Regions from separate parts of the Homo sapiens genome. Here region 1 is linked to region 2. A link is an interaction called in ENCODE POLR2A ChIA-PET data of the cell type or tissue named here. Cell type or tissue: GM12878. All regions are shown on one strand. Each heading gives the region's core, and the rest is flanking DNA. Links, peaks and the distances in the headings are about the cores only.

Region 1 (6,792 bases), core at 2,565-5,064, 550 kb before region 2:
GGGATTACAGGCTTGAGCCACTGTGCCTGGACGATTTTTTTTTTTTTTTTTTTTTTTTTGAGATTGAGTTTTGCTGTTCTTGCCCAGGCTGGAATGCAATGACATGATCTCAGCTCACTGCAACCTCTGCTACCCGGGTTCAAACGATTCTCTTGCCTCAGCCTCCCGAGTTAGCTGGGATCACAGGCATGCACCACCTGGCTCGGCTAATTTTTTTATTTTTAGTAGAGACGGGGCTTCACCATGTTGGCCAGGCTGATATCGAACACCTGACCTCAGGTCATCTGCCCGCCTCAGCCTCCCAAAGTGTTGGGATTACAGGCGTGAGCCACCGCGCCGGGCCATGAATATGATTTTTAAAAGGGGGAGTGTACTCTCTTAGTCCTCTAGTACCTGTAATCAAAGACATCCTTTCAGGAAACAAACAAACAAAAACCTGTACTGGCACACACACATCCTTTTAATGTGTATAAAAATGAGATCATACTATGCATATTTTTCTAACCAGTCCCCTAATGATGAACATTTAAGTTGTTTCTTTTTTTTTTTTTTCTTTTTTTTTTTTTTTTTGAGACGGAGTTTCGCTCTGTCGCCCAGGCTGGAGTGCAGTGGCGCGATCTCGACTCACTGCAAGCTCCGCCTTCCGGGTTCACACCATTCTCCTGCCTTAGCCTCCCGTGTAGCTGGAACTACAGGAGCGCGCCACCACGCCCGGCTAATTTTTGTATTTTTAGTAGAGATGGGGTTTCACCGTGTTAGCCAGGATGGTCTCGATCTCCTGACCTCGTGATCCGCCCGTCTCGGCCTCCCAAAGTGCTGGGATTACAGGCGTGAGCCACCGCGCCCAGCCTAAGTTGTTTCTTATATTTTTGCAATGTTAATTGGCTTGGCATTCTCTTATATCTTTTTTTTTTTTTTTTAAGACGGAGTCTCACTGTGTCACCCAGTCTGGAGTGCAGTGGCACAATCTCAGCTCATGGCAACCTCTGCCTCCTGAGTTCAAGCAATTCTTGTGCCGTAGCCTCTTGAGTAGCTGAGATTACAGGCATCCGCCACCACACCCAGCTAATTTTTGTATTTTCGTAGAGATAGGGTTTTGCCATGTTGGCCAGGCTAGTCTCAAACTCCTGGGCTCAAGTGATCCTTCCACCTCAGCCTCCCAAAGTGCTGGGATTACAGGGGTGAGCCACGGCATCTGGCAATGAGTATATCTTTTTTTTTTTTTTTTTGAGAGGGAGTCTTGCTCTGTTGCACAGGCTCGAGTGCAGTGGCATGATCTCAGCTCACTGCAAGCTCCGCCTCCCAGGTTCACTCCATTCTCCTGCCTCAGCCTCCCGAGTAGCTGGGACTACAGGTGCCTGCCACCACGCCCAGCTAATTTTGTTTTTGTATTTTTAGTAGAGACGGGGTTTCACTGTGTTAGCCAGGCTGGTCTCAATCTCCTGACCTCGTGATCCGCCCGCCTCGGCCTCCCAAAGTGTGGGGATTACAGGCGTGAGCCACCGCACCCAGCCATCCATGAGTATATCTTTAAAGCAAATTCTTAGCATCAACATTATCAAAGGATCTGTGCACCTAAAATTTTGATACACATTGCCAATTTTCTTTCCAAAAAGATTGGACCACTGTACAATGAACAGGGTATGAAAATGTCCATATCGGCCCAGCGCGGTAGCTCACACCTGTAATCCCAGCACTTTGAGAGGCCGAGGCAGGCGGATCACGAGGTCAAGCGTTAGAGACCAGCCCGGCCAACATGATGAAACTTTGTCTCTACTAAAAATGCAAAAATCAGCCAGGTGTGTTGGTGGGTGCCTGTAATCCCAGCCACTCGGGAGGCTGAGGCAGAAGAATTGCTTGAACCCAGGAGGCAGAGTTTGCAGTGAGTCAATATCATGCTGTTGCACTCCAGCCTAGGTGACAGAGCAAGGCTCTGTCTTAAAAAAAAAAGAAAATAAAAGAGAATGTCCATATCCTCCATACCTTCCCATTTCTGGGGGAAAGTAGCATTTTATAGCAATTCTGACATGTACATTAATTGTGAGCAAAGTTGGGCATCTTTTTATATTTTTATTAACCATTTGCATTTCTGTTTCTGCGAACAATATTCATGATGTCTTTTGCATTTCACAATTTGGTCTTTTGCTTTTTTTGTTTGTTTGTTTTTTGAGACCGAGTTTTGCTCTGTCGCCCACATTGGAGTGCAATGGTGTGATCTCAGCTCACCACAACCTCTGCCTCCTGGGTTCAAGCAATTCTCCTGCCTCAGCCTCCCGAGTAGCTGGGATTACAGGCATGTGCCACCACGCCTGGCTGATTTTGTGTTTTTACTAGAGACTGGGTTTCTCCATGTTGGTCAGGCTGCTCTCGAATTCCCGACCTCAGGTGATCCACCCACCTCAGCCTCCCAAAGTGCTGGGATTACAGGCGTGAGCCACCGCGCCCAGTCCAGGTCTTTTGCTTTTTTCCCTTACTCTCTTGTATAAGCGCTTTATACATGAAAAAAGAAAGGCCCAATGCAGTGGTTCACACCTATAATCCCAGAACTTTGGGAGGCCGAGGTGGGTGGATCACCTGAGGTCAGGAGCTTGAGACCAGCCTGGTGAAACCCCATCTCTACTAAAAATAGGAATATTAGCTGGGTGTGATGGTGCATGCCTGTAATCCTAGCTACTTGGGAGGCTGAGGCAGGAGAATCGCTTGAGCCTGGGAGGCAGAGGCTGCAGTGAGCTGAGGTTGCACCACTGCACTCAGCCTGGGTGATAGAACAAGACCCTATCTTTAAAAAAGCCTTTTGTTTGTTATGTGTAGCTGTTTGTCTTTTGACTTTTTGTGGCTTTTTTTTTTTGAGACAGAGTCTCGTTCTGTTGTCCAGGCTAGAGTGCAGTGGCGTGATCTCAGCTCACTGTAAACTCTGCCTCTTGGGTTCAAGCAATTCTCCTGCCTCAGCCTCCCGAGTAGCTGGGATTACAGGCGCCTGCCACCACGCCCAGCTAATTTTGTATTTTTTTTTAGTAGAAACGGGGTTTCACCATGTTGGCCAGGTTGGTCTCGAACTCCTGACCTCAGGTGATCCTCCCACCTCCGCCTCCCAAAGTGCTGGGATTACAGGCATGAGCCACCGTGCCCGGCCTTTTTTTGTATCGTTATACTGAAGTTTCATTTTTACATAGTGAAACTTACCAATTTTTTTCTTTTTCTGTTTTTTGAGACAGAGTCTCACTCTGTTGCCCAGGCTGGAGTACAATTTTTTTTTTCTTAATGTCTTCGGTGTTAAAAATCAACAGTGAGAAATGCCCTCCCCACCCCAATAATTAGTGTCTCTCTCTCTCTCTCTCTCTCTCTCTCTCTCTCTCTCTCTCTTCCAACACCGAGATCTTTTTCTCTCTCCTGCGTCAGCCTGGCTGTCCAGGGCTATCCTTTTCACGGTGGCTTTAGGGCTGTCCCTCCTGGCCCCAAGCCCTTGCGCCTGCTGTGGCCTTTGGTGGCCTGTGGGCACCTTCCCCCGCCGCTGCCCTCCTCTGAATGGCCACCTCCCAGGGCTCCCTGGCAGCACAGACACTGGTCACTTCCCCTGCAGCCCCAGGCCCTCGGTTTCCAGGTGGCGGAAGTCCTCCTCCGCCCTGCACTCAGAGCCGTGCCCTTCCCCACTGGTTCTGAAATCCCACAAGTATGTGGGGCAAGGGAGTGTTCGGGAGGGTACCCCAGTATGAGGAGGTGGGGGACAGGACCGATGACATTGCTAAATCCTAATGCAATCCCTTCCCTGGGCAGCTGCCGCCCTATGGGGATTTCCATGCATGCAGTTGGCAGACGGAGAGAACGTAAACAGCTTAGAACGAAAGCTCTGTTAAGTCCAGCTGACAATTCTGTTTCCCCTTATAAACTGTGCATGGGGGAAAGGTGCTCTAGTTTTATAGTTCAGTCTGTAGGAGCTTGGTTAGCATGAGTTACCTCCGTAATCCCGATCTCAGTCGTGTTGAGCCAGCCAGCCTGCCTCCATGCGCAACCACAGGGCACTGGAGTAAACCGTGAAAAGGTTTCCCTTTAACTTAATCTCATTCTAACTAGTTGAAGAAAAAGTCTCAGTTTGGTGTGGATTTGTTTTCCTTTTTGCAAAATATACATGACATGAAATTTGCCATTTTAACCTTTTTTTTTTTTTTGAGACGGTGTCTCGCTCTGTCACCCACGCTGGAGTGCAATGGCGTGATCTCAGCTCACTGCAACCTCTGCCTCCAGGGTTTAAGCGATTCTCTTGCCTCAGCCTCCTGAGTAGCTGGGATTATAGGTGCAAGCCACCATGCCCAGCTAATTTTTGTATTTTTAGTAGCAATGGGATTTCACCATGTTGGCCAAGCTGGTCTCGAGCTCCTGACCTCATGATCCGCCCACCTCGGCCTCCCAAAGTGCTGGGATTACAGGCGTGAGTCACCGCGCCCGGTCCCTAATTCTTTTTTTTTTAATTAAAAAAATATTTTTCTAGCCTGGCCAACATAGTAAAACCCCGTCTCTACTAAAAATGCAGAAATTAGCCGGGCATGGTGGTGCACACCTGTAATACCAGCTATTTGAGAGGCTGAGACAGGAGAATCGCTTGAACCCGGAGGTGGAGGTTGCAGTGAGCCGAGATCACGCCACTGTACTCCAGAGTGAGACTCTGTCTCAAAAAAAAAAAAAAAATTGAGATGGGGTCTTACTATGTTGCCCAGACTGGTCTTGATATCCTGGCCTCAAGCAATCCTCCGACTTCAGCCTCCCAAAGTGCTGGGATTACAGGCGTGAGCCACCATGCCCAGCCTCACATGACATTTTTCTTTTTCTTTTTTCTTTTTTTTTTTTGAGACAAAGTCTCTCTCACTCTGTCACCCAGGCTGCAGTGCAGTGCCTCAACCTCCCAAGTAGCTGGGACTGTAGTCCCACCTACAGTCCCACCACGCCTGGCTAATTTTTGTATTTTTAGTAGAGACGGGATTTTACTATGTTGGCTAAGCTGGTCTCAAGCTCCTGACCTCAAGCAATCCTCCCACCTCGGCCTTTCAAAGTTCTGGGATTACAGGCGTGAGTCACTGTGCCCAGCCTCGCATGGTAATTTTATATTTAACTTTTTGAGGAACCATCAAAGTACCACAGTGGCTGCATGATTTTTCCACTCCCACCAGCAATGCGCTAGGGTTCCAGTGTCTCCACATCCTTGTCAATACTTATTTTCTGCTTTTGCTTTTTCCTGTCTGATTGCTATGGGTATGAAAGATATCTCACTGTAATTCTGATTTGCATTACCCTAATAACAGACGAAGTGGAGCATCTTTTGCTCATTGGTCATGTGTGTTTCTTGCCCATTTTGTGAAGGTTGCTTGTCTTTTTATTATTCAGTTATCATAGTTTGTTTGTTTTTTTGAGAGACAGGGTCTCACTCTCTCTCCCATGCTAGAGAGCACTGATGTGATCACAGCTCACTGTAGCCTTGCCCTGGGCTCAAGCACTCCTCCTGCCTCAGCCTCCCAAGTAGCTGAGATTATAGGTTGCCTGCCACAATGCCCAGCTAATTTTTGTATTTTTAACAGAGACGGGGTTTCACCATGTTGGCCAGGCTGGTCTCGAACTCCTGACCTCAGGGGATCCGCCTGCCTTGGCCTCCCAAAGTGCTGGGACTACAGGCATGAGCGGCCACACCTGGCTTGATAATAGATTTAATTCTTATAAAAACCTATATTGCCCGGCGCAGTGGCTCACGCCTGTAATCCCAGCACTTTGGGAGGCTGAGGTGGGCAGATCATGAGGTCAGGAGATCAAGACTATCCTGGCTAACACGGTGAAAACCTGTCTCTACTAAAAATACAAAAAATTAGCCGGGCGTGGTGGCAGGCACCTGTAGTCCCAGCTACTCAAGAGGCTGAGGCAGGATAATGGCGTGAACCCGGAAGGCGGAGCTTGCAGTCAGCCGAGATCGTGCCACTGCACTCCAGCCTAGGCGACAGAGGGAGACTCCGTCTCAAAAAAAAAAAACAAACAAACAAAAAACAAACAAACAAACAAAAAAACAACCTATATCATGTTACTGAGGTAAGGTAAGAGGACTGCCTAAGGTCAGGAGTTAGAGGCTGCAGTGAGCCATGATTGCACCAGTATACTCCAGCCTGGTGCTAGAAACCCTGTCTCAAAAGAAAAATAAAAAATCTACTTGTGCATAAAAAATTTAAAGAGAGGAAAAAAAGAAACTAAAGTAAACTGGCTGGGCGCAGTGGCTCATGCCTGTAATCCCAGCACTTTGGGAGGCCGAGGCGGGCAGATCACGAGGTCAAGAGATTGAGACCATCCTGGCCAACATGGTAAAACCCCGTCTCTATTAAAAATATAAAAATTAGCTTGGCGTGGTGGTGGGTGCCTGTAGTCCCAGCTACTCGGGAGGCTGAGGCAGGAGAATCACTTGAACCCGGGAGGCGGAGGTTGCAGTGAGCTGAGATCATGTCTTTGCACTGTAGCCTGGGCAACAGAGTGAGACGCTGTCTCAAAAATAAATAAATAAATAAATAGAAACTAAAGTAAACTAAAATAAAATAATAAAATATAGGCTAGGCGTGGTGGCTCATGCTGTAATCCCAGCACTTTGGGAGGCAGAGGTGGGAGGATGGCTGGAGCCCAGGAGTTTGAGACCAGCCTGGACAACATAGGGAGATCCTGTCTCCACACACACAAAAAGTGCAAAAAAATTAAAACAGGTGTACTTATTTCCAGATTGCATTGTTCTGGGCCCTACCATGAGGTAAAACATAAGGCACAATTTTATCT
Region 2 (3,917 bases), core at 1-2,500:
AGCATAAGTGATTCCTGCCGGCGAGGCCCCCGCTGTGCACCCAGCATCCTCAGAACTGCCCCGAGACCCCGTCTCTGCCTCCATTGCAGACAGGGCACCCAGGCCTGGCCCAGGCTGACTTGGTGGCTCAGTGGCTGGGGCTCGGGGCCTCAGTGAACCTTTGCGGATGGAGAGCACGCCGGAGTTCCTGTCCCTGCCCCTGCCCCGCCCCTCACCCCTCAGGCCTGCATTCTGGCAGGAGCTAGAGGCTGACGGGCCTGGCTCTCTTGAGTGCCCCACACAGAGTGCCTGACTGTCCCTAAGAAGGATGTCAAGGGAGGTGCGCCAGGTACTGAGGCTGTGCAGAGCTGCCCTGGGGACAGCCAGAGAGGAACTCCCTCGGGGGAGAGCCATGCCCTGGCCCCACTCCAGGGTACCCCTCCCTGAGAGCAGGGTAGGACAAAGCCAGGCTGGGGCAGGAGAAGGGGGAGGCACCCGGAGGGCATGAAAGGGGTGCTCTGCAGCCCAGGTGGCTGGCTGGGCTGGGAGACAGCGGTGGCTTCCATAATGACAGGAGTGGAGAATCATCGTTCTACCCAGGGCCACATCCCTGGCCACCAGGTGTGAAGAAACAGCAGGTGGAGGACCGGCCTCATGGGGAGACTGTCCTGGAAGGACCCACAGCTTTGGCAGTGGCCTGCTCCCAGGCTGCAGCCGACAGTAACCAAGGAGTTTCAGTTCTGCCCCAGAGCCTGGACCTAGGTGGGTCGGCTTCCAGCCCCAGGCCTTACACCAGGGGCCCTGCCTGGAGCCCAGGACAAGTAGGGAGGGGGATTCCCACTTACTTAGCCCTCTGGAGGAAGCGGCGTCTTCTTGGGGCTGAAGCCAACAGCATCCTCTGTGGCTACACTGGGGGCTCTGGAGGTCTAAGGGAGGGCAGGGGTGGCCAGACCAGCTGCTTCCCCATCCTCCCTCAGGGGCTCAGGATTGGAGGCTGCAGAGGGTGGGGCCAGCGTGGCTGCAGCGCACAGGAGGAGGCTGCAGCCGCGTGGGTGCCAGGGGACTTGGTCTGAGCCTGCAACAGGAAGTGGCTGAAGCACCCTTTGCCTGGGCTTTGGTGCGGGTGGGGAGCGAGCGATCTAGGCTTGGACCCCAGGCAGGGAGCCTGTGGCCCGTCCCTGGCCCTCAGTCCTGAACACACGCTGTAGGCTCCTCAGCCTCGGCCCTGGCAACGGCACTGAAGGCCTCAGGCTTCTCTGGGGACAGGGACAAGCTCAAAAGCAGCTGCCTCTTCCACTGCTGCCCCCAAGGGAACAGAGGTCGACTTCCTATGGACAGTTTGTCTTCGCCAAAAAGGTCCCCTGAAGAAAGGGAGGTTGCATCCCGCCGCTGCTCCAACCCCACAGGCCAGCAGCATGCTCAGCCCTCCTTGCCCAGGGCCAGCCCACCCAGCTGCCAAGGAGATGCTACCAGGGATGCGGCAGCCCTGGGGGTTGTGCACAGGAGGCTTCCTGGAGGGGACCTCGCAGAGGCAGTATGTGAGCCAAAGGGAAGCCTGGACCAGTCCAAGCCTGGTCATAACCTTCCGGGAGGCAGGGCCTGCAAGGGGCTGGGAGGTCAGAACACAGAAAGGGGCAGGCCCCGGAGTGACAACCCTCAGGGCTAATACCAGAGGTCCCATGGGCCTGCAGCAATTGTCCCACTCTACAAAGAGGGGCAGCATCTGGTCCCGGCTGAGCCCTCCAGCAGCCTGCAGGCCCCCATCACAGCACTTATGACCCTGTCTGTCCTATCAGCGTGGGACTTCCTCAAGAGCAGGGGCCAGGGGACAGGAGCAGCTCTCAGATGCTCAGGTTATGACATTCAAAGATGCACAGCTGCCTGTGCGCAGTGGCTCATGCCTGTAACCCCAGCACTTTGGGAGGCTGAGGTAGACAGATCGCTTGAGGTCAGGAGTTTGAGGCCAGCCTGGCTAACATGGTGAAACCCCGTCTCTATTAAAAACACAAAAATTAGCCAGGTGTGGTGGTGGGCGCCTGTAGTCCCAGCTACCAGGAAGCTGAGGCAGGAGAATCGCTTGAACCCGGGAGGCGGAGGTTGCAGTGAGCTGAGATCACGCCACTGCACTCCAGCCTGGGCAACAAAAGCGAGACTCTGTCTCAAAAAAAAAAAAAAAAAAAAAAAAAAAAAGCTGTACAGCCAACGGCACCTTCCACGGGGCCCACAAGGCTCTATGCACCCCTGGCCACTGACTGCACTCCCGCACGCTGGCTTTGTGGTCCTCAGTTGTGCCAAGCACATTCCCACCCCAAGGCCTTTGCACATGCACCGGCCCTACCCCCGACATCCTCTAAACACTGCTCCCTTCAATTCTGTCCCTTAAACATCACTTCCTGAGAGTGCTGTCCCCCAATACCTGACACTACATTTGTTCACTGAGTGTCTTGCCCACTAGAAGGCAGGGACCCTGTTGGTCTGGGAGGTGTGGGACTAAGCTGTGGTTACACTGTAGGCTCTGAAGCCAGGCTGCCTCGGTTCGAGTCCTGATTCTACTCCTCACGCGCTGTGAGACTTTTGGCAAGTGACTGAACTCTGCACCTCATTTGTAAAATCGCTTTTTAAAAATTTGAGACAGTGTCTCGCTCTGTTGCCCAGGCCAGAGTGCAGTGGCGTGATCACAGCTCACTGCAGCTTCGACATCCTGGGTTCAAATGATCCTCCCATCTCAGCCTCCTGAGTAGCTGGGACTACAGGTACGCACCACCACGCCTGGCTAATTTTTTTGTAGAGATGGAGTCTCACTATGTTGCCTAGGTTGATCTCAAACTCCTGGCCTCAAGCAGTCCTCCTGCCTCAGCCTCCCAAAGTGCTGGGATTACAGGCGTGAGTTACCAGCCTTGGCCTTAAAATCGCTTTAATATTGCCGGGCACGGTGGCTCACGCCTGTAATCCCAGCACTTTGGGAGGCTGAGGTGGGCGGATCACGAGGTCAGGAGATCGAGACCATCCTGGCTCACACAGCGAAACCTCGTCTGTACTAAAAATACAAACAAACAAAAAAAAATTAGCCGGGTGTGGTGGTGGGCGCCTGTAGTCCCAGCTACTTGGGAGGCTGAGGCAGGAGAATGGTGTGAACCCGGGAGGCAGAGCTTGCAGTAAGCCGAGATTGCGCCACCGCACTCCAGCCTGGGCGACAGAGCGAGACTCAAAAAAAAAATCGCTTTAATAAATAAATAGCACCCCCTTACTGGGTTGTTGTGAGAGGGGCCTAATGCAGAGTGGGCACGCCATAATTATTTGCAAGTGACTGACTCAGGGACCCTAGGAAGTTCCACTGGGAGGGGCATGCAGAGGGGCCAGGAAAGTGGAAATCACTGGCCACCTCCCCAGTGGGGCTGGAGGCTGCAGACCCCTCATGGCCTTATCACATTGCCCCTGCCCGAACACCTTCAGAGGGGTGAGGGGCCCTGGAACAAAGGTCTCAGTGCATGAAATGAGGTCTGGGCCGGGCCCAATGCCTCAAGCCCAGGGCCCGAGGGAGACTAAGCAGAGTCTAGCACCTTGGGCATCCCACTGAGAGCCAGCCTGGCTGTGGTCAGCCATGCACCCAGGTGAGCAGTGACCCCCTCTGAGCTGCTCTGCTCACTGTCACGCGGTGAGGACCACCAGCTTTGGGGACTGTTGGGAGTATCACACCCACAAGCCACGAGGTAGAAGCCATGGCTCTTACTTCTAGTGGATCTTTCCCCATATTGAGACTTTTTTTTTTCGAGATGGAGTCTTGCTCTGTCACCCAGGCTAGAGTGCAGTGGCGCGATCTTGACTCACTGCAATCACTGCCTCTCGGGTTCAAGCGATTCTTCTGCCTCAGCCTCCTGAGTAGCTGGGATTACAGGCGCCCACCAACAGGCCCGGCTAATTTTTGTATTTTTAGTAGA

What was found. Peaks named below come from ENCODE experiments on the same cell type or tissue, not always from the same donor. Only the 100,000 strongest peaks of a DNase experiment are listed, where the experiment ranks them.
Region 1: POLR2A ChIA-PET joins it to region 2 with 6 read pairs; 2 of 35 experiments call an interaction of 5 or more read pairs at or near these places.

What each region holds. Positions count from the first base shown.
Region 1 is chr7:74,640,416-74,647,207 of GRCh38, reverse strand. No RefSeq gene overlaps it. Among named protein-coding and RNA genes, the nearest start is that of GTF2I, 14 kb to the left of the region's middle. RefSeq lists silencers at 3,401-3,460, 3,681-3,760. In GM12878, for the core only: no CTCF peak of the experiment used is centred there; a DNase peak (open chromatin) is centred at 3,835; H3K4me3 peaks cover 765 bases; H3K27ac peaks cover 1,264 bases.
Region 2 is chr7:74,090,207-74,094,123 of GRCh38, reverse strand. The region is part of intron 2 of LIMK1 (LIM domain kinase 1); the gene reads right to left. Among named protein-coding and RNA genes, the nearest start is that of LIMK1, 8.4 kb to the right of the region's middle. RefSeq lists enhancers at 1-98, 759-868, 792-1,333, 2,989-3,489, 3,490-3,917. In GM12878, for the core only: no CTCF peak of the experiment used is centred there; DNase peaks (open chromatin) are centred at 1,003 and 1,608; H3K4me3 peaks cover 1,833 bases; H3K27ac peaks cover 2,483 bases.